Regions from separate parts of the Homo sapiens genome. Here all the other regions are linked to region 1. A link is a loop called in an ENCODE intact Hi-C map of the cell type or tissue named here. Cell type or tissue: endothelial cell of umbilical vein. All regions are shown on one strand.

Region 1 (8,000 bases):
CTGTTATGACGTTGGGTTAGCTGAGGTCACTGGTAAGGCAAACCTGCAACCAGCACTCCCTCTACTTCATGTTTGCAGTAGAAGCTGCCTCTATAAACCTTCCGTGAACCTAACAAACCTATGCATCTTGAGGTGCATTGTTGTTCAAAGCATCTCTCCATCTCTTCTAAATTATGATAGCTAATAATGGAAAACACAAAATACATAACAAGCCCAACTACCTTTTTTAATAGGATAAAATTGCATAAGAAATAGCTGTCTATGAAATTTATGTCTATTTTATGTTATGAAACTATTTTCATCTTTTATAGTTTTAGTTAATAGTTTATGTGTGCAAACCTCCAACCTGTTACAAATTTTCCTCAATTTGCCGGTGCATACTCTAGCTTAGGGATTACTGAAATATCAAAACAGATAATAATATATATGCTTTCAGGGAAGGAAAGGATAGATCTATGTAGTCCAAAGCTTTCTTTTATTTTTTTGATAGGCCCTAGAGTTGATCTTGAAAATTGCCAGATTAATAGGCTGTCCCAGCCCTGAGAAATCGCTAATCTAGAAGTGGCAATTCCCAAGGCAGGTTTTGAAGCATTCCATTGTCTTTTACCTCAAGGGATGTATGAAAGTCACTAGCTGAAATCAATACAATTAATAATAAATACAATGTATTCTACATGGTATTTTTAAGGGGTAGAGTAATAATCTCAAAAACAAGCTATGATAGATTTTTGTAGCTGCAAAAAATATTAGAAACTTCAATAAGGCAGGATTTAAAACAACCTAAGAGGTACTATAGACTGAAAATGGAATTAACTTCTTAAAGAGAATCATGACCAATACGTAAGGGTTATGAAAAGAAAGTATAATATTTGAGTGGTAGTTTCCCTGTTCTGTGTAACTACTTTCATGTCAGATATGAAGGTCCTAAAACATAGGTGTTATTTTTCACTAGTCAGGAAAGGACACTAGACTGGATGGTCTGTGGGTCTGATCCACAGTAAGTGTTCTGATTGCTGAAAAATACTATAAGTTGTAGAGCTTCTAGCTGCGAAATGTTTCAAAATAAACCTTTGTCATCTACTTTGGAATCATATTAATGCCCTGTGGCCTTAGAATTGACTCTAGAAGCTTTCAGTTAAATATTAGCCGTTATACCTGTACAGAAAAAGTTGTAGAAAGGCTTAAAAGGAAAAACAAAAGAGTGACTGAATAATGTACCTTGATTCCTTGATTTTTCTCAGTTACTATGATGATTTTTGTCATCTGTTGAAAAAGGTTTCTGCTAAATTTAATTATCAGATCATCATCTCAAATCTTCAAAGTTCCTTTTTTTGTCTTTCTCTATTAACAGACAAATTAAAAGGGAAGGATCAAGTATATGAAATGAAATTGTGATGCTCCAGGAACAGTTTTAGGTCTTACGTTTCTCATTGGAAGAAAAGTCCTCTGTCAAAAAGAAAATTTTGAAAAGTTTAAATTATCTAAAAATATACAGTGCCCCTAAACTTAACATATATAATGAGTGTATGGCCTGGAAATCCAATCTCTTCATAGGCTATTTGCACATGCAATATCAGGACCATACTTACAGTTAAAAAAAAAAAAAGATAAAGAAAATTCTTCTTTATCTGAAATTCAAATTTAACTAGGTGCCCCGAATTTTTATTTGCTAAATCTGGCAACCTTATATATGTGGAAACATAATATAGTTTATAAATATTATATATATAGTTTAAAATGCATAGTGAATGTATCAGTCTTTAGGTATAAATAGTTACAGTATCTTTTGTCCATTTGATTACATCACTGCAGCAACTTTCAGAGTTGAGAGAATGTTGGATCATGAGAAATTGCTATAAACATTCTTATGGGAATCACTTTGGGTCTAGGAAACGTCAATTTTTTAGTGTTCCAATAATGTGTGTTATATCATCTCTTGAGAAGTTTTCAGAAATTCTGAGAAAAATGGACAGCAGAAAAGGGTTAGATAGATAGGAAGAAATATGTAATAATTTGGGGAGCTGTTCAAGCCCTAATCTCATTTAGGAGATTAGTTATAGAGCAGCTATATTCAAATTTGTTTGATCTTTTGATATTTTTCAATTCTGTATGAAGGCATTAATGGTTTTTCCCTGCTTTGCCTTTTAATATGTCACTTGAGCAGAGACTTGTCCTCTAACTAGCAAGTAGAATTGATTCTATTGTTGCTTCATCATAATTTTTGATGCAGAATAATGGTAGATATATTCATGCTTGTTTTTCGTTGTATACTTACCTATTGATTACTACGTTGCTGAGCAGTTAAGACAAGAAGCACTCAATTCTAACATGTTTAGAAGAGTTTCTTTCTGATTTGGCACATGGACAGTGAGAATGATCTCACTGTGTTTGTTCCCTGGCACACCAAAGGTTTGCTGCAGATGTTAGTACAGCAGAACTTGTTTGCTAAGATGACCCATTATGGAACACTAGCTGATTAAGCAGACGTTAATGGACAATTGCATGTCCATTATTACTTCTTTGACCATGTTACCAACTCAATTCAATTGCACTTGCTTTTCAAATAAGACAAACCTGTCAATAAAGAAACTGGACATCAAGTTTCAAATGATTGGTAGAGTTTATAGGGAAACACAAAAAGGAGGGAAGAGATGAGATGCACATTGTCAAATAATCTGAAATGTTAAGAATTGTGGAAATTGTTAGTTTCATAAGGAGTTTTAGACAAGCACACTATATCCCTCATTCTGTTTATTTCTTTTTCATTTAAAACTTAGATTTGCTTTACTTCTTTGGGTCTTCATTTCTTCCCATGCAAAATTCCTGAAAGTCAAAAGGAAGATTAGAAGCTAGCCATTTTACCACTAAAGAAACTGAGCCCCAAGAAGTTAATTCAGCTTACCCAAGATTACATATTTGCTTAGGGCCAGAGCTAAGACAGGGACAGACTCTGTTTACTTCATTTCTCACTAAACTGTACCACTGCAGTTTCGACTTCTTTCTACCACTGAAGGCACAGAATGCACTGAAGGCATTCTGTGCCTTCAGGAGGAATTTTCAGCCCCTTCACTTTCCTGATGCCCGGGAATTCTTTTTAAGTTATGACTAACAAAGTATAAAACATGAGTCAAAAGTTAGTCCCTAATAAAGTCATTGTGACTTTAATGACTTCGGCAGTTGTTTCATTCTGCAAAAACAGGAAGATCCCACACAATAAGGCGCCTGTCTCACAGCTGGGCTCCTGCGTAGACGGCCACCCACAAGAGTAACTAACTGCTGGGGCTGCCTTCCTCTCTTTGACACCTTTTTATTCTCTGTTCTTACAGTTTTCTCCTACTGACCTCATCCTGAGGTTATCCATGAGAGGAAGGTACCTGCTTTAGCTAGTCTTTGATAGGGTGAAGAATAGTTTTAATCACTTAGGAGTCACTCCTAAGTGATTTTCAGGTCACCCTCAACAGGCCTAAATTAGTCTTAGAAGAAGCTCTTTCATGGGCTTTATACTAGCTTCCTGTGTTATCACTATTCTGGACTGTTTTATTCTCAAAAACATAAAATCCCCAAATTTTAGATTTGAGAAGAGCCTGCGATCATTCCAGTTCACTCCTCCTATGTGATTAGTTTAACTAAGAACTCATTACCAAGATAGTGCCTATCTTGCCTGCGGATCTTTGCATAAAGCTCAAACTAATTCTCCCATGAGAAATATAGAAAAGTGAAGAAGTGTCCTATCACTTCAGAAGAAACTGGCTCAGAAGAAATAATCTCTGTATGCAGTGTTAAAACTAAAGAAAAATTGAAGCCATCAAACAAAATGTTCCTATCAAGTGTAATTGAATTTTAGCTTTTATTACCTATTCTCTACTTTTAAAATAACTTTTCACTATTAAAGGAACTTATTCCAAAAATCAGACAATTTTATAGAAAAGGTATATTCTAGGCCAATAATATTAAATCACATATCTAGAAAATATACCTTCTTCCCTTTTCAAAAAATAGAAGCAATTTCTAGCAGTGTATGTGAATCTAATGTTGGGCATAAGCTTAAGAAGGCATCGGAGGAATTTTTTATTAGAGTTTATTCACAAATTTTGCTTGTCTGTGTTGAAAAGGGGCATTGGCCATTTCCTCTGGGGACATTATTTCTAGGTAGGCTGTAACAGGGTTTTCCTGTGAAGGCAGATTCTTAGGGAAAATAGTATCTGTGTACATGAGATGGTAGAGACACATTTATCTTTAAAATAATGTGTTCCTGTTTGTGGATTTCTCTACTGAATTTAATAAAGTAAATAATGCCCATTTCCTTCCAATCCAGTAACTCCTTGGGACACAGTTTTACCCAGGAGCTATTTTACCTTCGAGTCTGGATGAAACGTGTAACTTAATAAATAGATTCCAAAAGTCTTACACTATGAAACTCTGAGGGATGATAAATGCTTCCCTTCCTTTGTTATGGTCTGAAGCATTTTCAATTTGAGTTGTTTTCCTCAGTCATGTAGAGGGAGTTTTGTTTTCTGGGAAGTCTTGGTTGCTGGTAAATAATGTGTCCAAACTGTAGGAGGCAGCCACAGAATTTATCATACAAGTATGAAATGTTAGGGTTGATCATTCTCATTTTACACATGAGAGGTGATGTAACTACACAGGAGAGTGAGAGCTGAGAATGAAAAGTCAAGATTTGTCTACTACATTGTGGCTGCCTCTGGCTCAACAGAAACACTCCCATGTGGGAGTCAGATGCTGAAAGCCCAACTAAGCCTAGCTCCTCAACTGTCTCCTCAGGCTTAACTTCAAACATAATTCATATCTATTCTATTTCTTAATGTGTCTCATCACACAGTTAAACACTAGTCATACTAACTGGACTCTACATATACTAGAATGTAAAAGATACCCTTCCACCCCCCGCCGTCTGCTCCTTGAAGGCCATGTCTGCCTTTCTTAGTTTGTACAGAGCCCAACATAAATGGGCCCTTCATAAGTGCTTTTTGATGAGAGCAATGATTGCTTTCACATCAGTGTGGTTGGGCCCTCCCTTATGGAGGAGGAAAACCAACAGTTGTTGCTAAGCAACATTTAAAGGACTAGGTTAGTTTCTGACACTAAGTGACCTCCATTTGCATACTTCGCCATGTTGTGTGTTTTATGGTTGCCTTAAGATGACTATGTTTTTTGGTAGCATTGCTGTGCCCTTAGCAAAAGGCTCATAGGAGAATTAGTTTAAGCCTGGGAAGGAGGAAGGTGATATTCATCTGTTAATGACTTGCATGAGTACACTGATCCCTTCAGTAAACTATGCGGGAAAGGTGAGGAGTTTGGTTTATTTTCAGCCCTGCAGCTGAGAGCCACCTCCCTGATTCCATATTGAAAGTGATTGACAATGTATCCCAACAGGGTCCTGTGGCAATGGAAGACTATAGAAAGAAAATAAACAGAGAAATCTTTCCTCTTATAGCCTTTTATGATTCAGTTTCTACCTGCTCCTATCTTCTGAGCAGAGTTGCCGATATAGCTAGTAAAGAACTGGTCCTACCCTCTCTAGACTGTTTGCTGTTGTGGTTAAACAACATGCCCTAATATATCTATTCCTACTAGAATGAAAGCTGATTAAAAGCATGAAAAGAGTTTTTGTTTGTTCCTTTGTTTTTTTTTCACTGCTATATCATCACTCTTTTCCCTGGTCATTTTAGGTATTCAATAAATGGTTGGCAAATACGTGAAAAAAGGGCATTATTGAACTACTACAAACCTGATTGACTCTAAAACATTCCTAAGTATTTCAGAGAGACTAAAGGAGCCAAAATGAGACAATTGTTTGAATGTTATATTTGCCTAAGTCTAGTGCAGAGAAAATTATGGAAGAAATCATCTGTCTCTAAGCTTTTTACAACATATTTTTACAATGATCCAATTAAAGTTCACTTCTTTGCCAAAATTCAGCTTATCGGTCAGAGCATATAAACTTGTTTTCTTCAGCTTCTGAGTCTTCAGCCTAGGTGCCTGTCTTTTGAGGATTTAAAATGAGAGGCCATTGTGACTGAGCAGTTGTGTCTTTAAAACGAAATAATTTGGAATTCATGTGATTCACCTGGGATTCAAAATTGCACAGAGGTTCAATAAGTAAAATATGCTAGCTGAGATGATTGATTCAGAGATGCCTGGTTACAAACATATTGTATCATGGGAAACACACACACATACGCAAGCAGGGTTACCCAGAAGGAGGATGATTGGACATCTTTGAGAACAATGCCTGGTGCAGTGAGCCAGCAGGCAGAAATACTGGCTTGCATTGGCTTCACCTCCAAAAGCCAGGTCTCCTAGGCACAGGCGATGGCATGACTCCGGGCTTGGATGCTTGAAATAAAGCTATTGTTGGATGCGGATGCTCATTTGAAAGGGGAATGCCTCACAGGAAAAAGAGCCAATTGCAAGTTGGGGCTGTTGCCATGGTGCTTTGCTATTCCTTCAACTTGCTATAGATGAAATAAATCCTGGGAGTACAGGGGTAGGGTAACAGAGGGGAAAGATGAGGAGGGAAATGGGGTGAACCTGGGGCGGGGAATCCCACTGCAGTAAAGCTCTAGTGTTTCCCCTTGCCTGTGCTTTAACGCTGACAAGGAGAAGGGAGGGGCTGGGAAGAAGGGAGAGAGAAACCTGCAGGGAAGGAATGACTTTCTCAACATGCCCTGGATTGCTAAAATAAAATAAAAATTAATTTAAATCCTCAGATTTCTAATGTGAGTTAGAAGATGTAACACTAAATCTCAAACAATTCACCATTCTTTCAGTAAATGAATGTTCATATTTCCTAACACACTCTGGATCCTAGATGGAAAGGTTAAAAGAGTTTAATACATTTGTCGAATGCAATCTAATATGCATATTAATGAGCTGATGGAGGGCAGAAACTTACATGCTGCATAGGAAGTACTTTTCAAATAAAATAAATTAATTCCATTCCCATTCATTTTACTATGAAAAGAGGCTAAATGCACTGGCACACGCTTGGTGTGTGCGACAAATAATCCTCCAAAAAGCTAGTTCACAAAAATTCTTGTGTACTGGCAGCCTAGTCTAAAAACAGCCATGGTCCTAACCTTTTTTAAATGTTTGCTTAAATGTTCAGAAAATCGATTAATCAAATGCATCATCACTTTGATCAATTAGAGCGGCTGGATTTTTGTGCAGAGGCTGCATCTGCAGAATTCTGGTCTGCAGTGGAGAGAGAGGGTTAAGGAACACCTAGTTGAAATGGGGGAGGGTACTGACTTCAGATTTACTTAAATATTCATGGGGCTTCCTCCATTTTAATCTTCTCCTTTTTAAAAGATGGCTGTGTTTCCTAGTCTGGCAACTCCTCAGGAAAGAAGAATTTCTTCTTCCTTGCAGAGTTCAGCTGAGTAGGACTAATGTAGAAGAGTGGAAACCCCTTCGGCCACCAGGGCTATTCATAATTCATAAGTGCTTCAAACCAGCCAGCTGAATACATTTGGACAGGCTCTTGCTCCTTCGTGCAATTCCTGATTTCATTACTCTCTTCTGCCAGGAAATAAGCAGGGAGCATAGGCTTCTTGCAAGAATGGAGTGCGAAGATGGGCTTTGTTTGGCTTAGGAAATGCCATACATTTTGGAGGTTTTTGTCTTTTCTAAGTTTTGATTATTTTATCACTGAATCTGCAGGGCTTTCCTGATCCTTTCGGGATTGCTCTCTCAGAACTGTGAATTCTTTCAAAGGGATTTGTGGATTGTGGCAAGGAGAGCATTCCAAAATGCCTGAGGCAAATTATTTGTTATCTGTATCTTGGGGTTACATCAAGGTGGGTTAATTTGATTGTGTTCTGTGTCTTTGATAAAATGTGAAACGTACCTCTGTGTGTTTTTTTGTGAAGTACAGGACATCTGTAATAATTTGATTTGTGTGTTCATTTAACCCACTGGGACCTCTTATTTTGAAATAAGAGCATGTTATATTACATTTTATTTAAGTGTACTATGCT
Region 2 (8,000 bases), 180 kb after region 1:
TTTCCTCCTTTCTTTGTGACTCAATTCTCATTGTCTTCTTTCTCTTTCTAAAATATAAACAAATTTCCCCTTCAACCTAAAATTGGGAGATAGTGAAGAAGCTCAGCTTTTATAGTAGGAATATAATAAGATTTCATTCTGAAACACTATGTAATCAGCCATTACTACCATACAAATGTTATTTTAGAAAAAATGTTGAATGTCTAGTGACTTCAGCAATTTAGTTTTTGGTCTTGGACCAGTCATAAGTACCATATCAGAGCCTGGTATGATCTGGGTTGACATTCACATCCTGAGCTGAACTCCTGAGCAATTCTTGCACTTTGATGCAAGTCAGTTATTTACCCAATCTTTTCCATATACCATTTGACTTTCATTTCAGAATTGCAAAAAGTATTCCATGGTTTTGGAGGCTAGATATTCTCCTTTGCCCTTGCTGGCAAGCAAAAATTATACGATGAAGTGATAAAATTTGAACCACAACCTAAAGTATTGTCTTTGTTCTTGATCAAAACAATTTTTTTTTCAAAAACCTATGAGAGGCCAGGCATGGTGACCCACACCTGTAATCCCAGCACTTTGGGAGGCCGAGGCTAGTGGATCACTTGAGGTCGGGAGACCGAGACCAGCCTGGCCAACATGGTGAAACCCCTTTCTACTAAAAAAAAAAAAAAAAAATCAGGTGGACATGGTGGGGCATGACTGTAATCCCAGCTACTCAGTTGGCTGAGGCAGGAGAATAGCTTGAACCCAGGAGGTGGAGGCTGTAATGAGCCAAGATCTCACCACTGCACTACAGCCTGGGCAACAGAGTGAGACTGTCTCAAAAAAAAAAAAAAAAAAAAAAAAAAAGAAGAAGAAGAAAATAAAAAGAAAAAAACCTATGAGAAAACACCACAATTAGGATAATCTCTTTTGATTACATATTTGAGCAAATTTTATTGAAACAGAACTTCATTCATTGGATGTTCTATTGGATATGCTATTGGTAATAGCATCTTCTTTTTAAAGGATAAAATACACACAACTGATGAAGTTGCGGTGAAGTTTAGCCTTTGGGATTAGCTTTACCACCTTGAAATACACATCCCTTTCTGACAATATCTACAAACTTCTGCTTTTCCTATAAATAGTCATTGACCAAAAGAATCTTTCCATTGACTTGCTGTCTCTAGATAGTTGCTGCAAGTCTAAAAAAACTTGAAGTGTACCCATACCAAACCTATCTGAGAGGATTGCTCTAACACACTGTAAAACTTACATTGGGAGGAAGAAGGCAGGCAGCCTGGGTTTCTCCACCTTTCCCTTACATCCTAACAATGGCCCCCACTCCTGCACCTCAGTGCTTGCACTCACCTCCAGATTTTACATGATACTTTTTTCTTACTTACAACTCCCTATATTCTTTAGAACTACCACTTCAAGCCCATTCCAATTAAGTTCTGAACTCTGAAATTTCACCTCTGTAAAAAAAAAAAAAAAGTCTTTCCTAATTAACCTCATTAGATTTTGATTTCCTACTTAGCAGCCTTTCAGAAATCTCCAACATGTTACATCTTTGGATGCATCACCTGGTCTTTCACTAACTTGTTCTCTGTGCATTTGGTACAACTCCCAGTTGGCTGCAAACTTCTTTGATGCATCTGCCAGCCCTTTGGTAGTAATAATACTAATACTAAAAAGCTAACATGCAGGTCTTATTATGCTCCAGACAAAATGCTAAGTAATTTACTAGCAGAGTATTTGAATACTGTCTGGCACATAGTAAGCCATTAATACAGGTTTGTTATTATTACCATTTATAGCTCAATTAACTTGGCATTATTATTCTCTCCATTTCAGGATAAGAAAACTGTGAGGCACAGAGAATTACATAAATTGCTCAGAGTCACAGAGCTCATTATGTGGCACAAACAAAACTTGGTGCCCATCTATTTGACACGAATACCCATCAATGTTCTTAATCATTACAAAACATTTGCTAAACACACACACACATGCACACACACACACACAAATCAATCCTTTTTGCAATAATACCCCTCCAGTTTTCAGAGCAGTGTAAGTTGTACTCAAGGCAGGTTTTACTTAGGAATTCATTCCCCTTTTAAAATTTAACTGTCTTAGAGACATAAGAAAAAAGTCACAAGTATTTGTATCTCCCTGAAGAATTTCATTTTAAAATTTAGAGGCCACTGAAGTATGTGTCCTTAGGGAGAACAATGGGTTTTTCAAAACTTCTAAATTGCTAAGGAGCTGTGTTTTGCTTTTCAACTATTAATATGCTACTTCAGTCAGTCACCAGTACGTCATATTTGCTTTGGTAGAAAGAGCTAGGCCATGTCCAGGGCTGAGCAATAGAAAAAGTTCATGAGTATATTGCTAATAGAAATGATTAATAATACATTACAGGCTCAACCCTGATCATACCATGCATCTTCTTCCAGTTATTTTGAGTACATTTTCATTGGATGCTCACAATTGCTCTCTATTGTAACAGCTTTTCTCCTGGTCATACTGTGAGATTATACAGGGAGAAATGCCCACTTCTGATGTTGTTTTTCCTGAGTTCTAAAGAAGGCGTTCCCTTTCCTCCCATCTCCTTTCCTTTTTCTCTGCCTTCTCTCTCTCATAGGCTGCCCTGCCCTTTTCTTCCTTCGCTGTCTGAGCTTTCTTGAAGGGAACCAAGGGTCGTAGATCCCCCAGGGCTGGGCCCTTCTGAAAGGCTCCATGGTCTCTGGAGAGCAGTCAGGTGACAGACTGAACCCAACCGGGCCCAGTGACACAACTTCCCACTTAGGCAACTACACAGCCCCCAGATCCCATTCCTGGCAGCTTCAAAACCCTGGGCTCCGCCACAACCAGGCACAACTGCCTCCCTCCAGGTTTCCACTTGGGTGAATGAATAGGCTTGAAGGCGACTCCAGATGCAGGAGGCGCGTCGCGGAGAAACGTGTCATTTAGGAGAAAGTTTGTTTCCTACAGAGACTGCAGTTGGCAGCTGCAGCCCCAGTCGGTTGCGAGAAAAGCTCCCCACCTGGGGAAGCGAGGCCGCTCCCGTGTGCGCTCGGCGGGGAGGACGCGGTGGCGGCGGGACTCGAACTCGGTCGTCGAAGGGCGCCCCGCAGGGTCCCGTCTGTAGCCCGGACGGCGAGCCCAGGTTGGAGTGGGAGGGAGCCGGCGTGCACAGCTGTCTTTGGTCGGGCTCAGGCTTCCGCTCCCTGCCTGCTCCCCTTTCCAGCCTCCCGCCCCAGAAACGATCTCGAGCGTTGCCAGTTTGATTCCAGAGCCCCACTCGGGTGGGTTCTTTTGTTTCTTTGTTTTAATGACAGTTCCCAGCCCTTCAGCATGTCATGCGCAATTAATTCCCTGGCTCTCACGAAGGCAGCTGGGGTGAAATTTCTTCTGCATCATCCTTTTGGGGATGTTTATGATGTGACGTCAGTCGGATTGATTTTTCTCTCTTGAATGAAGGATGGGAGGGGAGAAAGAGAGACGGAGAGAGAGAGAGACGCACAGATGTGCACGGAGGCCACAGACACTGACATTTGGAATTCCTTCAGGGTAAAAGGACACCGGAATGGGAGCTTAGAAGTGTGTTGCTAAGATTTCCGGCTGCACGGAATTATTAAGTTTTTCTTAAAAAAACAAAAAAAGAAAGAAAGAAAGAAAAAGAAAAGAACCCCCTCCGCAGCGAGCCACTTAGGTGCTGCTTTCACGCCAGAGTCCCCTGTTAAGGTGGCAGCCCTTGATAACTAATCTCGGGCACCCAGCCGCTTCTGTAAGCTTAAGGAGACGACGAGGAGGGGCGGGGGAAGTGCGTCACCAGGTGGGGAAGGGGCTGTGTATTTGGTGACAAGCGGGAGGCGATGGGGGTGGAGGGGAATGGGGACGGGAAATAGGTTCTGTGTGCTCTCCGGGGGTATTGTGTCAGGAGATGCAGGCTGGCTACCATGTGACGCGGTCCAAAGCTGAAGGGATTGGCCGAGGCAGCGCAGGCGGTGCAGCTCGGCCAGCTTGCCGTTCCTCTCCCTTTCTCTCAGCATCTTCTTGGTAGCCTGCCTGTAGGTGAAGAAGCACCAGCAGCATCCATGGCCTGTCTTTTGGCTTAACACTTATCTCCTTTGGCTTTGACAGCGGACGGAATAGACCTCAGCAGCGGCGTGGTGAGGACTTAGCTGGGACCTGGAATCGTATCCTCCTGTGTTTTTTCAGACTCCTTGGAAATTAAGGAATGCAATTCTGCCACCATGATGGAAGGTAGGATGCTTTCTGCTATGGTTGACTGGCTTCAGGCAAGGTTTGGGCAGAACAGCATTAAAGAATATGTGCAGCCAGTGTATGTGGCGGTTCTAGAACCTGGTTGCCAATGTTTTGCAAGCAGAAATGCTGCAGTTTGCTTGCAGTGGATCTGGGCTCAGACTAATGGAATCAAACCACAGGGCTGCTGCCTAGCTCAGAACCTACAGAGCTCCCAGCTCCTTTGAGAGAGAAAAGCCTAAAGTGTTTGCAGGGAGCTGAGATGGAGCTAGGAAAGAGCTTGCAGAGCAAATAAGTTGGGCGAGAAGATAAGGTTTTCTGTTCTGGGTTCCTGGGACTACACTGATTAAACATTTACAATGGAAACTTGTTTTCTGAAATTGACATTAGACAGGAGAGGTCATTAACAGAGTTATCCATACAGACATTTTCAGTGAACTGTTTAAAATTGTAAAAATTCTCATAAGGTATTTTTATCTCTGCAGTTTACATCATATTATTGGGATGGGGAGGGCAGCAAATTTGGTCCATAAACTGTAGTTGTATGAGAATGTCATTGCAACAGAATGAAAAATATAAGGAAAATATCCGGGCCTCTTGCCTCCTGATTCGGGGTCTTATCAGGTTAAAAAAGAATTTTGTGCTCCCTAAATGCTTTCCCTGTCCAATGGATTTTAGCCAAGTATCAAATGATTATTTGCTGATGATCTTTTCGCATATTCAATATTGAGTGTAAGGAGGAACTTTCCCTGGAGAGATGCTATTTAAACTATATTTTATTCTGCTAAATTACCCTTCCCAGTCTGACACTGTGACAGCCAAGATTGTCTCCAAAAAGCAGCAAGCTGATCAGGAAAGAAGCAAGCAGCTCTATGCAGGCTTTGATTTTCTGTTTTCACACTATAGGATGGTGCAAAACTCCTGGCCTTTCCTAAGATGACAGGCAGAAATTTGTCCCCAGCCTGGATTTCACAATGCAGAATTGAGTGCATAATGGGTCTCAAATCAGCCATGAAAATGGCAGAGAGGCCACCTCTTAAGCCAAGGTTTGTCCTACGGATTTTAACTATTCCTTAGAAATTTACCAAAATGGAATAAGAGGAGGAAGGTTTCATAAAAACAGCAGTGTAGCCTGTACTTATTTGGCAGAAATGAATTCTTTTTGCTCTCCCTGTCATCATGTCAAACATTGTTAATGTGATTTGGGGGAGTGAAGAATTCTAGAGTCAAAACCCACAGATTTTAGAAGATAGCCTTAAAAGAGAGGTTGGGTATGATTTTGTTATGGAGCTGAGTCTTGTTTGCAAAAGGCTCTCAAGCTAGCCCTTTAAATCCAGGCCTAAATAAATTGAGATTGCTAACACTCTCAGATTAAATCATTTTCATTAATTCAAAATTGATTTAATCTTTGAATAACAAGGCAAGACAGAGTGTTATTTATGCACTTTTCAATTAAAAGCTCATGTGGATTATCTTCTTCAGAAAAAATATCTTGCCTGTAGAGGTACTGTATTTCTCCAGCTCAACTTCATATAGCTTTCTTAAAAATGCATCTGCACACATTCTGATTAGATTTCAGTGTTGCATAGAGAATTGGATGCTCTTTCTTTTCACTTCTTGCCTTGCAAACCATGGCACTAAAGTATCTTCTTTGAAGGTTGTAACGTTTTTTGATGCTCATGAATGATTCTCCTGGTAATATGGTCTATTGTGCCATCCAAGAATGTCAGTTCAAAGCTCTGTGATAAGCTTATCCAGGCTGCCTAAACCAAAATGAGAACTGCAACAAAGACTTGTGCTGGAGCTGAATTAGCACTATTGCTCTGGGTTTGCCAAATTTATCTAATGAACAATGTTATCTTAGCACTGGTATGAATTAGTATGAATTATACTATGGATACAGTTGTCTTTCACCAGATCTTTTGCAAGAGAAATTGGACAGGTGTTCCCACTGGCTTAAATAGCTAAATGAAATTAACATTTATTTCTACCCATAGCTCCTACTTAAATGTTTTTAAGCCTTATTATCTTAATAGTTCGGTGACCTTAGAAAGGCAAATAGGAGTTTAACCAAAAATCAATTTGCTATCAGTTGCCTTCCAACTTAGTTGACAGTCTTTTTGGCAATATACATTCATGTTTCTGGTATTGCATGGCAGAATTTCACCTCTGAATTGCTCTTATTCTGAAGGTGTGGTATATAATTATTATTTCAACTTAACTCATCTCTAGAGATTGCCAGCCTCTGTACATCTACCACAATAACCTTGGAAAGATAAGGAACCTCATAAAAGGCACCCCAAATTTGTCATGGCAGCTCTTCGTTGAAACATTAGTGGACTCTGAGAATGTGCTACCAAACATCTAGTTAAAATCATATTTCTTCTGAACTAGTGTGTCTCACACACACACAGAGTCATCCACCCAAACACATTTCTGGAAAGGAAGAAAACATATATTTGCACTCGTGTGGCTGTACATTTCTATATTGCTAAAGTGTTTTAGTCTGCTGCTCAGAAAAAGCATGGCCATGGCAACTTTTCAAAGGCACTTCTCTACTTTGTGTAAAGCAAGAGTAAACAAATATTCAGCAGAATGGGTCATAGTAAACTACGTTTTGTTTGTGTGGAACAGGATATAGGCTCCATTCATTCAATGCCTATTGGAAATCCATCCAATCATAGATGATAAATGTTACTACCTCCTCAGTGATCCTAATTTTGTGGAAGTCAACGAAATAATTCCCCAGGGACCACAAGCAGGTGATTAGTGGTTTGTGGCTCCATGGTTCTTTTAACATATTTTAATTAAAAAACATATTTTAGGGGACTTGATTTGCTGCTTCCTGCATACTTTATCTTTTGGCAGTGGTTGGCATTGAGTTGTTTCTTTTCTAAAGAAAGCCACATGATCTGGAGCCTTCTGTAGTATAAATATGAAAGGAAAGATGATGAGCAAAGGGAATTATTAACTATGGAGTGTACATATTGGCTAAGCTTACAATGAAGTCTATGTGGTTAGGGCAACTATTCAAGGACTATTTTTTGATATATTATTATTAAAGTTTGAAAATGGCATTCTTTAGCTATCCTTTCTAAGATAACTGGAACTAAGTCAGAGTTTCTTGGGCTATCTGTCTATTTGTGAGGGTGTCTAGAAAGTACTTTCCTTGTTCACGTAGGCCCAACTGAAGGCGTTTTGCGTTTTTAGTTCCATATTCAGGCTCTTAGGTGCTATACTAGAAAGATAAGTTTCTGGGTGCCAATGGTTTCATTTTATATGACAATTTAAAAAATTAACAAGCAAATATTTTTAAGGGCTTACTGGGTTTAATTACAATATTCAGGATAATTTAATATATTTTATTATATTTACTACTCATAATAACCTGAAACTAAGTATATTGTATATACGGTGCTTTTTTCAGTCCTTTTCTACCTTTCAAAAGTAAAAATAATGCATTGAGGCAAAAAAATGGTGGAGTGAAATTTGAACCTACATCCATTTAACCACAAAGCTCATGTTTTTGACCCTCTAGGAACCTCTTAGTTTTGCTTTGCATCAGGTTGGGCATGTTAACCTAATTGAAAAATAGGCTGTAGTGCCTTTGGTTGCATATTCTGTGTCTCTCTGTTTTAAATATGAATATTGACAGAACTATACTCTTTAACTTCTTATTAATGCCTTTTATGTCCAAAATCATTATTTAAAAAATTTTGCATAATTGAAGAGTAACTAAA
Region 3 (8,000 bases), 87 kb after region 1:
CTTGTGGGGGATATAGAAATGTAAAACCACTAAGAGACACCATGTGATGTCACTGGGAGTTAATGTTGATTCCAAGATGAGCACTCCACAAAGGCAGAAAAGTTGAAACTGTCATTCTGTATGCCAGACTACAGTGATAGGTATAAAGAAGAGATCATGGTCAAGAGGAATGATCAGAAAAGACTGTCACAAAGGAAGTGAACTTGAAAAGCTGGGCTTAAAAAAAGAATGGAATTTAGACAATGGGTAGAGAAGGGTATGGGGAGTGTATTAGGAAAAACAGAATTTGAGCAAAGGGCATGGTAGTGAAGACACACAACACTCAGGAGAAATCAAGCCGGCAAATTCTCTTTGTGCAGTTAAGAGGTCAAATGACTTTCCCAAGATCACACAATTATTTAGGACTAGGATGGGGTCTTCTAATTTGCAGTTTGACTTGTTCTGCCATGTGCAAGATTTATAACTGATGATTGGGTGTTGCAAGAAGGGCAACATTTCATCATCCTCAAAGAAATGAGACAAAAAGACTGTCTCTAAGGCTTATTGGATGCAGATGTGGTTGCCTTAAAATTCCAGCAGACTCGTGTTTACCTTCTGTGGCTGAGCAGGACCATCCTGTAGGAAGGCTGCTACTGCCGACCTGGTACTCCCACCACATCCTGACACTCAGACTCTGAGTATGTAGCTTTATGGGAATATCCAAGGCCATAGGACTTCCTCAGGACAGCCCTGGCACATGGCCCAGAAAGGTGTTTGGGCCACATAGTCTATCATGGCTCTTCAGAGGGACAGCAGTGCAGGGAGCATTTCTGGACTTTATTTCCCTGGATTGAACAAAATTTGTGAGTTTCCAGTTAGAGTTAGCTCTTCTTAGTGTTGTCCTTTTTTTTTTTTTTTTTTTTTTTTTTTTGAGATGGAGTTTCGCTCCTGTTGCCCAGGCTGGAGGGCAATGGTGTAATGGTATACTCTTGGCTTACTGCAACCTCTGCCTCCCAAGTTCAAGCGATTCTCCTGCCTCAGCCTCCCAAGTAGCTGGGATTACAGGCGCCTGCCACCACACTCAGCTAATTTTTGTATTTTTAGTAGAGACAGGGTTTTACCACATTGGCCAGGCTGGTCTTGAACTCCTGACCTCAGGTGATCCACCCACCTTGGCCTCCCAAAGTGCTGGGATTACAGGCGTGAGCCGCCATGCCCAGCTGTGTTGTCCTTCTTGATAAGCAGTGCCATTTAGAAGATTATATGCTGGAGAAAGAAGATCTGGGTTCAAGTCCTTTTCTAGCTTTGTGATTTGGAACAAGTTGATTATGATATCTTGTTACCATGAGATTGGTTATGCCAATCTCCTTATTTTATGGGTTAAAAAAACCCCAGAAGCTCAGAAGAGTTTAATAACCTGTTCAAAGTTATATGATATGTTAAATATATAAATCTCCATTGAATAATATCACCTCTATCTTCCTTACAAAGCTTTTATGAGGCTCAAATAAGAAAATAAATATGAATATTCACCACAGTACTTGACATGGATGCTAGGAACCCTTAATGTTCCCTTTTCCCAGTAGTAAAGCAGTAGTAATCAGTCACACACACACACATGCACACACACACAGACACCCCACATATACAGCATAGTGCGTAACACACATACATATAAGATTTATTTAAAACGACCTTGAGAAGAAAATTATTAACTCTGGGTCAGATGTGTTTATAAGCCCATTTCTGGGACCACATTCTGGGCTCTACCATATTGTATCTTGGGGTCATGGCTCTCTCACAACTGGAGAGAGGTGCTCCAAGCATCAATTCATAAAAGCTGTTACTAGCACACTATCTCTATCCTGTTTTTTTTAAAATAATACTATCTACCTTGCCTTTTATGAGGTGCAGAGCCTAGCACAAATGTGTCTAATCAGGCTGATCAAAACAAGGGGAATTGCACTGGTATTTGGGCCTGGGGTGCACAGCAAAAGGTCAAAGACTTACACGACCAGGAAAGCTTGTGACTTGGTTATTCCACTTATGATGTGGTTTTTATATAAATGGCCTGCATTCATTTAAGGACAAACATAAGACAGCCCTTCTCCTAGCTTCAGAATAGACTGAAAGTGGAGGAGAAGAGCAGAGAGAAATTTTGTTTTTTTTTTTGGTTTGGTTTTAGGAAATAATTTACAATATTTATATTCTAGGAATTGCCCTAGAGAAATTAGAATTTTTTAATTAAAAAATTTATTTTCCTCTTAGCTTCTTGCAATGTCCACATTATACGGTGCATTAAAGCTATAAGGTCTTATTCCTATTTCAGCAATTCTCAATCAGATAATCTCAGAATGCTTGTTAAAACACAGATCTGTGGGCTTTGATCCAGATCAACTGATTTATAATTACTTGTATAAGTAAGTCAAATAAGTTCTTGGTGAAATTCTCATGTCCACTAGAATTTAGAAACCACTGCACACTCCCTTCTAGCATCTGAAATCACTTCTATTTTTATAGATAAAATAGCCTGCTTTTCAAACTCTTCCATATTTGTAGCTTTGGGTTTCTAGATCTCTTTTAAGCTCACCAAGATCTAGTATTCAGCCTAGTACTCAGCCAGCGAAATTAGATGGAGTAGAATGGAAATTCTACTTGTGCTTCCCATAATAAAGCTTCACTCTTCCCTCTTCCTGCTTCAACTTTCTCCACAAACACACAGCAGTTAAATATACATATTTTTAAAGTTCTATTCTTATGCACCACAGAGCTTAAGAAACACTGCTCCCCTTGTGGTAGGTGCTGGACCAGCCAATGTTTTTGATTAGTAGGTGAGGCACATGAGGAGTTTGTGGTGAATGCATCAGTGGGAGGAAGAAAGGCATGAAATGAAGAATCGACATGATTGTGGTGCCTGGAGCCAGAGAGTTAGCTGCTGGTTCCAGCTCTGGTATTAACTGAGGGTGTGATCTGAGGTGAGTCATGCCTCTCTTTGGGCCACAGGGTGCCTTAGGGCTAGGCAGAATTCTTTAAGGCAGAGCTTCCTAGCTTATATGTAGTATCACACTGGTGTGCCACAAACGGATTATAGGTGTGCTATGAATTACTGCGTTCCTCAGCTCTCAGAATGTGCCTCTAGCCAAGAGAAGCCTCATCAGAGTCTTCTTGGGGACTGGTCTGAGCAGTGTAGGAGTCCAAGGACCACCCTCATAGTCCCTAGAGGAGGCAGTGGGCACCATGAGTCACATTTACCATGCATTTCTCCACTATAATGCCCTGAATGCACACAGCCAAGAAGGTAGGTGTTCTACTGCATGGGCATCTCAGCAGCCATCCATCCTAGCAGTTAGCACCGCAGACCATTCTAGGTAAGGCCTGAGGATCAGTAGGTAGTTTGTGTCCAGCTGCCCAGAAGCTTAGAGCTTAGCCCAAGATGTGGCCAGTGGGGATGAGTGAGTGCAGAAACATGGTGGGGATTTCTGGTCTGCCCAGCAACACGTGATAGCCCAGAATCTGTTTTCACATATATCAGATACTCCTGTTCATCTTCAGCAGATGGACAAAAAAGTCCATTTAGTGGTTTCCATGCTAGCTGTAGGGCAACTGCTCTTACAATGCATATGCAATATACAAATTAGACCTTCGTTATTATTTTGGAATGCTAGATAGCATAAAAGTCTGAATTTAAAGTACCTTTGCTCTATCATAAAAAATTAAACATTAACTTGTCAGTATAAGAAAAGGATAAGCTATTAGGTTCTTTAATTTCAAATGTTGCAAATCTTCAAATAGTTGTAAACAATGGTTTTAATTTTTTAAATTATCTTATTGTGGGAATGAAGGTTCTTGTTGATACACACCACTAGGAATTTGAAACAATCATCATTAAGAAGTCTTACTCAGAGTTTTGCATAGCTATTTTGAATATGGTATCTGTTGGTAAAAAGATATGTCAATGGTAATAAGTTCAAATTTCTAATTTTTTAAAATTATTTTATTTGGAACCTTTATATAAATTTAATATTTGATATTTTTCTAAACATCTTGTATTTTATTTTTCCTATAAGGATATAAATATAAAGAGTGACAATTTTTTTCACTGAACTTTGTTGAGCTATTCCCAGATCACCCTCCAGGTTTTGTAGAGAAAACATTTGTACAAAACAAAAAGTTTTTCTATGTGTGGAAGATGTGACAAAGATTGCCTACAGTGTTTTAGGGCAGTGGTTCTCAACTGGGGATGATTTTGCTTCCCAAAGGGCATTTGACAATATTTGAAGACATCTTCTGTTTGTCACCATTGGGGAGCTACTTATGGTGTTTAACAGGCAGAGGCCAGGAATGCTGCTAAATACCCTACAATGCACAGGAAAATTCTCCATAAAAAGAATTATCAGACCCAAAATGTCAATAGTGCCAAAGATAGAAACTGTGTTCTAGAGCCTGTCTCATTCTTATATCCTGATTCAGAATTATAAATGTTCTCATAGTGGTTGGCAATAACGGATGTGGCCAGAAATGGCCAGCTCTAATCTCCTAACTGCATCTATAATAGCAGACCCTGTAGGCAAGCAAAATGTGGGGCAGGACTTCCTATAGGCCTCCTTGAGATGGTATGCATTTCAAAGCAGCAGTTGTGTAACTTTTATGGCTACAAAGTTAGTACACCCAGGTGAGCATCTTCTTCTCCCATTTTATTTTTTTTAAATATCATATTCTAGAAATGACATTTTTGTTCCATTGGATTGTGACTCATGTTATTTTTCAACAACGCCCCTTCCTCTAGCCCCAACTCTGGATCTCACCATGACTAGCCTGGCTGGGATGGGTGGCCCAAAAGGCAGAGATTTGCACTGAAAATCTTTTCAAATCATTCCCTTCTCCTTCCCGTTCGAATTCGAAAGGGGAATTCAAATTCCTTCAAATTTATTTCGGAGTCGAAGTCATCCTATTGTTTGGCATTAATGTGCTACTTCTAAGACTAAACAAATCTTCCATATCCTTCCTCTCTGATGCACTCATCCTCTTGGTTGTTTTGTTTTGTTTTTTAACACGTCAGGATGATTCAAGTGACTAGGGATTAAACCAGTCTGGACAGCCATACTCCTTTATCAATACGACTCCTACCACTCCTTCAGTCAATTTTTACAACAGGTTCACATCTACCATCTGGTACCAAGAGCAGGTTTAATGGAGCATCAGACACTTTTATTTGTCCTAGGACTTAACAGAGGATTGGCAATTCTATTAATAAATGTACCTGGATAGAAGAAAGATCAATAGATCTAGGGTCTTTGTTATATAAAATTAAGCAAGTTATTCAGTCATTAGAGCCTCATTTTGCTCATATAAAAGAGTAGTAGTGACGAGAGGGCTGCTGATTTTTCCCCAACTTAAAATGAAAGAAAAAGCACTGAGAAATTTTGAAAAGCATGTCAGTATTAGGAAATGCACACTTTCATGGTATTGACTCATTGTTAATGTATCATTTATACTGAAATGAGGAAGTTGGGTTTTACAGTTGGAATCAGGAACTAGTTTACATCCTTTGCAGGGTTTAGAGGCCCTGGAAGATTATGGTCATCAGCGTGACCTGGATAGCGCTTTAATGCTGGCAAAAACAAACCATCAATTTATTTAAGAAATACATATTAGAAACCTAGTATGCTCTTTGTAAACAAATAGTACAAAGTTTTTTTTCTATTTTGCAGAGGAGAAAGCTGAAGCACCAGATGGTTAAAAGGACTGTTCAAGACAGCCTTGCAATTTTGACCAAGGAAGAAAGCTGAAGAGTGCTAGGGCAAGAGAGGAACTACGTCCAGAACAATTCATAATTCCAAATTCTCACTTCCATGATTTCAATGCTGAATGTGTACTTCTCTAGCTAAAAATACAATTGCTTAAGTAAAATCATCATTATTTACAGTCTTGCTGAATTGTGGTGTTGTTATTAACCAGAAACAACAGCTTAAGTCATTGTGTTTTGAAATACTTGATTTATTATCCTGATTGTTTGAAAATGCTACCTGAAATTTTTCCTGGCACTTTTGAGTCATTCTCACCAGGTACACACATCTGGTGTTTCTCCATGACACAGTAGCTGTTCCCCCTTTAATTTCTTTCTTCTTCCTAACAGACACTGGAGTTATAATATCAAACTTCCATTCATGATGAATATTTGAACTACCATGGAGACTGAGAGTCCAGGGAAGAAAATATGTCCTGTTGATATGTATCTCAATGCATCTTCCTTTCTATCTTCTTCCTGGGGCAGCCTCACATATAATTCAGTTAGGAACCCCCTAAATCCTGATCCATGTTGGGAGCCCTCTGAAACTTCAATGTGCATTAAACTCTCAAAACTTCCCAGTCTCTGAAGTTCCTCAATTGTTCAGCATTCCCTACTTGAAAGGCAGAGGACCACATCCTCAGGTCTCCTTTAATTGCATTTACCTGAGACTTGAATTCACTAATTAGGTATGTGGGTGTTTAGACAAAAGACAGAAAATTAGAAATGTGTTTGGAGAACTGGCTGCAGGTTCTGTACTAGCACTAAACTCTGTATGTTTGCAATATTTGATATTTTCAGTTTTTTCTATTTTTAGCCATAATAGGTGAGTGGTGGTATCTCATGGTGGTTTTAATTTGCATTTCATTGCTGATTGGTGATTTTGATAATCTTTTCTAGGTCTTATCTAATCATTGATGATTTTAATCATCTTTTCTAGGTCTTATTATCCATACATACAACTGCTTTGATGAAGTGCACTGAATATGTGTGTGTATATATCTATATCTATATCTATATATATAGATATATATATGGTCCTAGATTTCTTAACAATGGGGGTACATTTTGAGAAATGCATCATTAGGTGATTTCATCATTATGCAAACATTGTAAAGTGAACTTACACAAACCTAAGTAGTATAGCCTACTTTACACCTTGGCTGTATGGTATAGCCTATTGCTCCTAGGCTACAAACCTGTACAGCATGTTACTGTACTGAATCCTGTAGGCCATTGTAACACAATGGTAGGTATTTATGTATCTAAACATAGAAAAGATACAGCAAAAACACAACATTATAATTCATAAGACCAATGTCATATGTGTGGTCATTGACTGAACCATTATTAGGTAGCAGATGAATGACTGTTTATATATATCACCTCTCTCTCTCTATATATATATACACATACACACTTATAAGTATGTATACATATATGTGCATATAGGAATGTACACTTATGTATATACATATGTATATGTATGTATACATGTATGCATGTATCAGTTTGTATACATATATGTACATACTTATACATATACACATATGTACACATAGGTATACATGTGTATATAGGGAGAGAGTGAGTGGTGGTATAAACATGCATACATTTGTATACAAACATATATACATACATATATACACACATATACATGCATATACATACATATGTATATATGCACATAAATATACATGTATATACACATATACACACATATGTGAATATGTGCATAATATACATATATGTATATATACTCCACACACCACACACTATATATCTCCCTCATATACATATATGTACATATATGCATACTTATACGTATATGTGTTCATATATGTATACTTATACATATATGTGTTCTTATATGTATAATTGTGTATACATACATGCATACATATACATACATATGTGCATTGTGTATGTATATATATGCACATATGTATGGTACATATATAAGAATTTATACACATACACATATGTGTATATGTGTGTATATAGAGAATGCTAATATACACATATGTGTGTATATATGTGTGTGTACATATAGAGGGTACATGTGTGTATATATACATATATGTATATATGTGTATATATACATATATACGTATATATGTGTATAAATGTATATGTGTATGTATATATACGTATATATGTATATGTGTACATATATGTACATGTACACATGTCCCCCTGAACTTAAAATAAAAGCAAAAAAAAACTTATGAAG
Region 4 (8,000 bases), 390 kb before region 1:
ATTAATTATTTTTATCTCATAACACTTATTTTTCTTTCCTGTATTTCAGCACAATCATGAGTTATATGGTTCAGAGAACTTGTTTCTTATACACAGTATTGCCAAACTAGGCCACCATACTTGAATTACTGTAGTTCCTAGCTAATATTTTTAAATTATTTTCAGTCTGGAGAAACTTGGTTCTACTGAGGCAGTAGCAACCTAATTGTCATTAAAACTCTTAAAGAATACTGGATTAAGAAATAGATTATTAAGTTATATATCACGTTCATGCATTATAAGGGGATTGTCTATGATGCATGATCTCATCATGATCTTATCATGATCTCAGAAAAAAATTACCAAGTATTTAACTTAAGCAAGTGATTACTGTTATGTATATTTTGCTTTTCAACACCTACAAATCAATATCTAGATGCCTAGAGTTTTACTTAAGTTTCTTTTTTCCCCCAATCTTTTCAATGGTGAAATATTAGAAGAAAATTTTAAAAACAGAAGTATGATGCTTAATTTGATCAGTTCTCTCACTACATTTGATACTATTTCTAAATAAGAATGACCAGTCTGCAGGTTCTCATTTGTTTGTGCATGAATTCCTTTGTGTTCATATAAATATTTTCTATTTCCTTTTTCTAATTTTTAAATATTTTATTGTTGCATCTCACATGTAGTTTATTTCAATTTAGAAAAAAGTGTTCAAAATATTTGCAAAGACTTTGTATTTTTTTTAAAATGAAGTAGCCAAACCTAGATTGTTAGTGTTTTTATAAACTTCTGCCATATAATAAGTGGCAAGCAACAATTCATACTGCATCAATTTGTGATTCTCTTGAGAATCGCAAACAAGAACACAGAGACATAAGAAAACAGACGCTTGGCACTTGTGGAAAATGGTGTGTTATTATACAAGAATCTTCTGCTTTAGTTCTGTCAGAGAGGGCAGAATTGAGTAAATACTTTGTCTTTTCTTTTACCAAAATCCTTCCCTGTACCCTGGAGCCCTGTCCGTCCATCCATCTCAGATGTTAGTTTCAGCACAGTCCCGTAAACCTTCAGGCACTGACACATAAAGACCTTTTGTTCTGAGGACTGGGAAGAGAGATGTAGAAAAGTGTTTCCCTAGGGCGTGGACAGTTTATACTACATCCACTAAAGTCAAGTGCAGTTCTGAGGGAACCCTTTTATGGGATTTTGCATTCTCTACCCATAGAAATGTGTCTTTCTCCTCTTATTGGAAAAACAACAACAAAAGCATAGAAATAGTAATAGAACTCACCGCAACAGCATAATGCACCAAGTGGCACATGTGTGCACACTGACACTCACACAAGTGAAAAACTGAAGCAAGTCGCCCAAATTTGCATGGGTAACAGATTTGGGATTCGAGCCCATGTCTACTTCACATTGAGTTCATTCTGGTACGTCATCTTGCTTCCTCAAGAGCAGGGTGTTATCCTTTCTCTGGTTTATCTAGCAGCTTACCTGTATTTGTCACTCAAAACTGACTCACATTTCACCTCCTGGGGAAGGTGCCCCAATTCCCTTTTGAACTTTCTACAGTAACATGCTCTTCAGTCATTTATAGGGTTACGTGCTGTTCTCACGCTGGCCTCTGATTCTTTGAGGACAAGGACTGTGTTTTACTGCTTTCTGCATTTCTGAGGCCTAAGAGAGCGCCTGGAATATATTAGGAGCTGAAATATGGGATAATAAGAAAGCTCTTAATTTTAAAAAAGAAATATGCTACCACTATAATTCAGCATATTAAGCAATAAGTATGGACATGAAATCCAGAAGTCACATAAATTCATCTTTAGGTCCCAGATTGATAGCTGCTGGGATATTTTTAGAGAATTTTGAAAAGATTCCACAGTTTTCTTCAGCAATTTATTCAAATATGGGCCATTCTATACTGTCAGCAAATTCTCTCTGATATTTAACCTGAAGCAGTAACCTATAAATGGTATGCTGAGGCTCTGAGAGAGCTGGTATAATTGCCAAAGTTGCAGTCTTACTACTGGGATATATTTAAGGTTTGGGAAAGTCTTAATTCAGCACATTTTGAAGAGCAGTATTTTTAGTTCCTTGGGTGAATGGTCCTGTTTTAATTCAGGAAACAAAAGGTGCTGGTTTAGCTAACAGTTTGATTTCAATCTCTGAAGCCTTTCCACCAATTATTTTCTTTTTCAAGCAAAATCAATCTTTCCTCCATGTTCTCAAGTCCAATTTATTTAAAACACACACGTACATGTCTGCAGGCACACATACATACACACACATAGTATTACAGTACAACTATTATATACTGTTTTAGATGTAGATATAGAAAGAAGTATAGATATAGATTGCGGTTTCTTGAGTTTCTAAGAGTTTCCTTATTGTTTGCTTCTCCAGTGACTTTGCAATAACCTAGCAAACTTCCAGTAAATGTTCGCGAAATACGTGAATAGTAAATGAGAGAAATGAGGTGGAGCTTGAAATAATCCTGCCACCTTTGTTCCTATCACTGTAAATGTTATGTATACCTGTCTCTTTTCGTAGAAAGTCTTGCACATATGTACCCGGAGAAGAGACAGTCATTGGTGTGATTGCTGTCTTAGAGGGTATGCTCAGCTTGAACTTTACCAGGAAACAACAAATTATTTTTGAAAGTGATTGAAAATTTATACTCCTACCAGCCATGTATAAAGGTTCCTATTTATCTGTGTACTCTCTGATCTTTGATATTGTCAGACTTAATTTTTGCCAATCTAGTAGGTATGTACAGGTATCTCATTGTGACTTTACTGAAGACTGGACAATTTTCAGATATTTATTTGCTCTTTATTTTTTTATTTTCTGTGACATCTCTGTTTAGCTTTTTTGTTCTCTTTTGTTTTTCTTCTTTATTACTGATTTGCAGGCATTTTTACATTTATGTAAATACTAATATTTTGTCTCAGGCTGGCTTGTCTTTTTACCCTCTTTCTGGTGCTTCTTGGTGGATAACATTCTTCATTTTGATGTAGTTGAATTTCATCACCCTTTTATTTTATATGGTCAATGCTTTGTGCTTAAAAAATCCTTTCCTACCCCAACTTTATAAATATCTTTTCCTATATTTTCTCTAAAAGTTTTAAGGTTCGCCACCATTCGTTGACTGATCTTTCTCTCAGTAATTTCCAATGCCATGTCTGTTACACAGCAAGCTATCATTTATGCAGGGGTCTGATTCTGGGCTCTCTATTTGTTTGGCCTGTGTGTCTGTCCCTGAGCCTAATTAGTAATTTATATCAGTAAGGCATTTTCTCCTACTCTGTCACTCTTCAGAAATGGTGAGTTCTTCCTGCTCCTGTACTCATCATGTAAATTTTAAAATCACTGGTTAAATTTTATGAAAACCTGTTATAACTTTCATTGTAATTGTATTGAATTTAGAAAGCCATTTCTGGAAATTGGCATTTTTTTGGTATTGTGTCTTCCTATCTATTAACATTCTGTATTTCTTGATTTATTTAGGTCTGTCAAAGTCTTTAGAAAATATTTATAATTATTATTCTTAGGTCTTGCTCCTCTTTGTTACATTACTTCACTTTTGCTACTATTGTAACTAGTATATTTTAAAAATATATATTTTCAATCTGTGGCTGATCATGGAAATAAAATTAGATTTTATATTTTGACATTACAACCAGCTGTTTGTTATTGATTATTATGCATAATAACTTGTCTTGAGAATCTTTTGTGTTTTACATAAAAATCCATTTTCTGCAAATATTAACACTGTGTTTCTTCCCTTCTAATCTTTACTCCTTTAATTTTTTTCTTGTAATTGTATTGGGTGTTTAGTACAGTGCTGAAAAGAAGTGCTATTATAGTCATGCTCGTCTTGTTTCATATTGTACAGGGAATTGCAATCAGATTATGTCTGTTGTAGGCTTTTTATAGATGCATTTGATTAGGTTATGGGCGCTTTTTGCGTTCTTAGCTTTATAAGATTTTTAAAAATATGCTTGTGTTGGATTTTTTTTAAATTATATTTTTCCCTGCACTTATTGAGATGGTTTTTTTAAAAAATTTATTGATATGGTGATAAATATATTTTCTAATGATAAACTGCCTTTTCCTTCCTAAAATAAGCTCAACTTGGTCAAGATATATTATTATGGTTTTAAATTTATATTTGGAAAGTTTGCCTATATTTTATTTAATTTTTTTGCATCTAGTTTCATAAGTGAAGTTGACTGATATTTTTTTCCCACATTGTGGTATTTTAAAAAGTATCAATGATATGGTAGGCTCTTAGAGTGACTTGAAGATTGTGCCCTCTTTTTATCTTTTGGGGAAGAGTTTAAAATTTATAAATAATGTGGTAGGATTCACCTATACAATATCTGGGTCTGATATTTTCTTCATGGGAAGATTTTTTAAAACTGTGATTCGTTTTTAACCTATTTAAAGCCTACTCTTTATTCTTAATACTGTTTTAATGTTATGTTTTTTCTAATAATGTGTCCATTTTGACTAAGTTTTTTAGTATGTTGGTATAATGTGATACACACACACACACACGCGCGCGCGCGCGCGCACACACATACACACACGCAAAATACCATAGTGTTACCTTATCTTTTTAACCTGTTTTATCTGCAGTTGTATATCTGCAGTAATCTGCAGTTTTGTATCTGTAGTTATGACTTATATAGTTATATTTAAAACTTCTTTTGAAACAAATGTTCGTAACTGCATATCAGAAAAGTATTACAGAAGGTATTTAATCATTTAAATTTGAGTGTGTTCTGTGCTTCCCAGATGCAGAAATAAAATATTTTCTTTTGTTTTATTTTCCAACACAAGAGGGCAGCATTGCTGCACTGTTAATTTCCTGTAGGCTAACACCGCTGTGCCTTGTGTAGGTTTAAATATACAGCACATCTCTTTCAAATGGATAATCATTTGAGGATTGCATAAATGTGGACCTTGTCTATTTTTCACTTACATGACATTCATTGAAATTTAGTTTTGAAAACAATACTCTCTGATTAGCATTTATACATGTTTTATATTTGCTTCATTGTTTCTGATTCTGTAACAATCACCTCATTCTGAGAAGACTAGGTACTGTTGTGTTTGATAGTGTGTATGTATGGTAATTTTCTAGAAATCTGAATTTTTTTAAATGGGCTTTTCAATGATATTACTGAGAAATAGGTAGGGTACTATTTTGACATAAAGGATAAAGAACCCACAAAGTCCATGAGCTTCCTGTCGGATATGAGAGATTAAAACTGCTGCTGACTACACCACCAGGTCCATGTCAATTAACTCATTTGCAGATGGGAGGTGAGAGTGCAAAAATAATATTAACATTAATATTAAGTACCATTACTGGCTACTCATTATAGCTTAGATTCTTTATTTGCTCTACTTAGATTTATTTTTATAACATCATCCTGTAAAGTAGGTATTATTACCCCCATTTTTACAGATGAGGAGGCAGAAGCTTGGGTTGGCTAACTCACCCCTTAGTTCATGAGGGTCAGAAGAGGGTGCTGATTAATAAATCCCCAGGCTTTCTCACTACTGCACACTGCCTCACCATCAACAGCAAAACAGGTTGAATTCGACGATTCAGTAAAAAAGTAATTTTGATAGTTGAGTTCCTTTATCCCTTACCACGTCTATTTCACATATATGATTATTATTATTTTGGTAGAGATGAGGTCTTTTTATGTTGTTCAGGCTGGTCTCAAACTCCTGGGCTCAAGCAATTCTCTTCCTCCTGAGCCTCCTAAACTGCAGGGATTACGGGCATGAGCCACGTGCCTGGCTCACATATTTGATTTGGTCTAGGCTATCTTAACAAAATACAAAATGCTTTGTAAAGTCTACATTTTATTATTGCATTTGCTATTTTTAGCTCTTTATGTCTGAGCAATTGTTTAATGCCTGTGCCTGAGAATCTTTTTCTCAACAGGGGAACTGCGGGGGAGATTCCAGAAGTTCCTTTTAGAGTTGTTGTTTCACTGTATCAGTGCATCGGTGACTGAGAAGGAAGTATTTGCTTTTGTGTGGCAGCGCAGTAAATTCGCAGAACACAGTTCCAAGAAGCCCAAGGCACTAGCAAGAATGATAGGTCACCATCTCCATTATCTGTCGGTGGTGGATATGGAAGATAGCATTCTATATTAACTTTTGAGAAAGAGAAAGTTAGGCAAGAAGAGATTGCTGAAATAGATTGTCTGTGATTGCTGAGGTTGAAAGTTTTTTATTCTTGGCCAAGGAATGTATCTTTTGGGTTTAACATCACTTTAGGAGTCAGACAGCCTTGAATGTTAGACTGAGCTTTGCATTTTTTAGGTCATGACTTTAGGCAGATTCCCTGAGCCTCAGATTCATCATCTGTGAAAGAAAGATAAGACTAATACCAATTTATCCAGGCTAAAAATATATATAAAAATATATTTTTTCAAACATACACATTCAAAAATAATGACCATATTTTTAAATGCTATCCTACGTTGTGTCAAGGGCACCAGTTTCTAACTTAGAGACATTTGCAATTTTGAGCAGTGTCTTCTGAGGCCACTGGGTATCTCTAGAAAGCTTGAAGTTTAGGAGTAAACAGAAAAAAGCTTGTGAACATGCTTTATAAACTGTAAAGATTTGTAAATATATAAAATCATTATAATGGCTCCTCTCTCTGAACTCAACTTCCACTGGATACATGGCATATACTTTTGCATGTATCAACTTAGCTCAAATCAATAAAAAACATTTTTGGACTCCTGGTAAGTCCAAACATTTATTCATTAAAAAAATTATTAGGGACCTAAATGTACACTGTTTTAGGCACTGGAGATTGGACAAGAAACAAAACAGATGAAACCTTTGCCCGTGGAGCTTGTATTTGTAGAGGTGACATATGTGGATCACACATAGGTAGGATGTTTCATAATAATATAGAGAAAAATAAAGTCTAGGCAAATGGCTAGAGAATGGTGGAGGCTTGCTACTTTAGATGGAATTGTCCAAAAGCCTTCTTTGAAGAGGGAAAAAACTGAGCAAAGACTTGAATGAAAGAAAGAAACCAGCCATACATCTGTCTAGAAAAACTGAGTTATTGGCAGAGAGAACAAAAAGTCAAAGGCCTTGAAATGAGGATGTGTGCCTGGTATGTTTGCAAAATGGCAGGAAAGCTATGGTAAACCATACAAATTATTGGGTTTTCCATGTAATCCATTGTCTCTTTGAGAGACGATATCTATTATAATATTATAATTTTATAGCTCCTCTTTTATAGGTGTTCATAATAAGAATAAAGATAATAATTAGTACTTTTTGAGTACTTGCCATGTGCTATATTTGTCCTTACAACCCTCCCAAATAAATATAATTATCCACCATTATACAGAGACTCTAAATAGCTTTCCTAAGGTAGCATATTCAATAAGTTGGTGAGGCAACGGTTTGTCTTATTTCAAGTGCAGGGTGCATAATAACTCAATGGGAAGACAGATGAGTGAAAAATGCGTAGTAATGTCAGAGGGCTTATGAAAGGTACCTAGGGAAGGTGTCATGAAGTTACTTAGGGAAGGTGTCATGTTATGCCATAGAGGATCAGTTCCTTAAGGAAGGAGAAGATGGATTGGGAGTGGAGAGAGAATTTCCTGCGAGAAACAAAGGCATGAAGGCTTGAAAGAGCATGGGGTACATACGCAGTAAATAACAAACAGTTAAGTGCGGCTGAAGAGTCTGTAGCATGCGATTTAACACAGATGCTTCTCCACTTATAATGAGATTACAACCTGATAAACCCATTATAAGTTGAAAATATTGTTAGTCGAAAATGCACTTAATATACGTAACCCACAGAGCATCATAGCTTAGCCCAGCTTACCTTACATGTGCTTAGAACATTTACTTTAGCCTACGGTTGGGCAAAATCATCTACCACAAAGCCTATTTTATAATAAAGTATTGAATATCTCATGTAATTGATTGAATACTGCACTGAAGTG

The links. Peaks named below come from ENCODE experiments on the same cell type or tissue, not always from the same donor. Only the 100,000 strongest peaks of a DNase experiment are listed, where the experiment ranks them.
Region 2: it touches region 1 in a loop (6-fold over the local background); 2 of 110 quality-filtered maps call a loop at or near these places.
Region 3: it touches region 1 in a loop (3-fold over the local background); 18 of 110 quality-filtered maps call a loop at or near these places.
Region 4: a loop joins it to region 1, with 6 times the contacts of the local background. A loop is called at or near these places in 4 of 110 quality-filtered maps.

The regions. Positions count from the first base shown.
Region 1 is chr1:66,347,075-66,355,074 of GRCh38, forward strand. All of the region lies in intron 8 of PDE4B (phosphodiesterase 4B), which reads left to right. Among named protein-coding and RNA genes, the nearest start is that of SGIP1, 180 kb to the right of the region's middle. RefSeq lists enhancers at 3,155-3,204, 4,797-4,886, 4,897-4,946, 7,512-8,000. In endothelial cell of umbilical vein, no CTCF peak of the experiment used is centred here; DNase peaks (open chromatin) are centred at 2,417, 3,187, 6,297, 7,557 and 1 weaker place; H3K27ac peaks cover 7,482 bases.
Region 2 is chr1:66,530,109-66,538,108 of GRCh38, forward strand. SGIP1 (SH3GL interacting endocytic adaptor 1) reads left to right here and starts at 4,045. Exons shown (of 25, transcript NM_032291.4): 1 at 4,045-4,260. The coding sequence starts at 4,251. In endothelial cell of umbilical vein, no CTCF peak of the experiment used is centred here; DNase peaks (open chromatin) are centred at 2,613, 3,393 and 3,903; H3K4me3 peaks cover 3,653 bases; H3K27ac peaks cover 2,223 bases.
Region 3 is chr1:66,433,750-66,441,749 of GRCh38, forward strand. It overlaps LOC105378776 (a long non-coding RNA gene), which reads left to right. Exons shown (of 3, transcript XR_947467.2): 3 at 5,691-5,904. Among named protein-coding and RNA genes, the nearest start is that of SGIP1, 96 kb to the right of the region's middle. In endothelial cell of umbilical vein, a CTCF peak has its summit at 2,806; DNase peaks (open chromatin) are centred at 2,772, 4,862 and 5,532; H3K27ac peaks cover 2,404 bases.
Region 4 is chr1:65,954,199-65,962,198 of GRCh38, forward strand. The region is part of intron 3 of PDE4B (phosphodiesterase 4B); the gene reads left to right. Among named protein-coding and RNA genes, the nearest start is that of PDE4B-AS1, 93 kb to the right of the region's middle. In endothelial cell of umbilical vein, a CTCF peak has its summit at 4,857 (motif pointing right); DNase peaks (open chromatin) are centred at 4,853 and 5,943.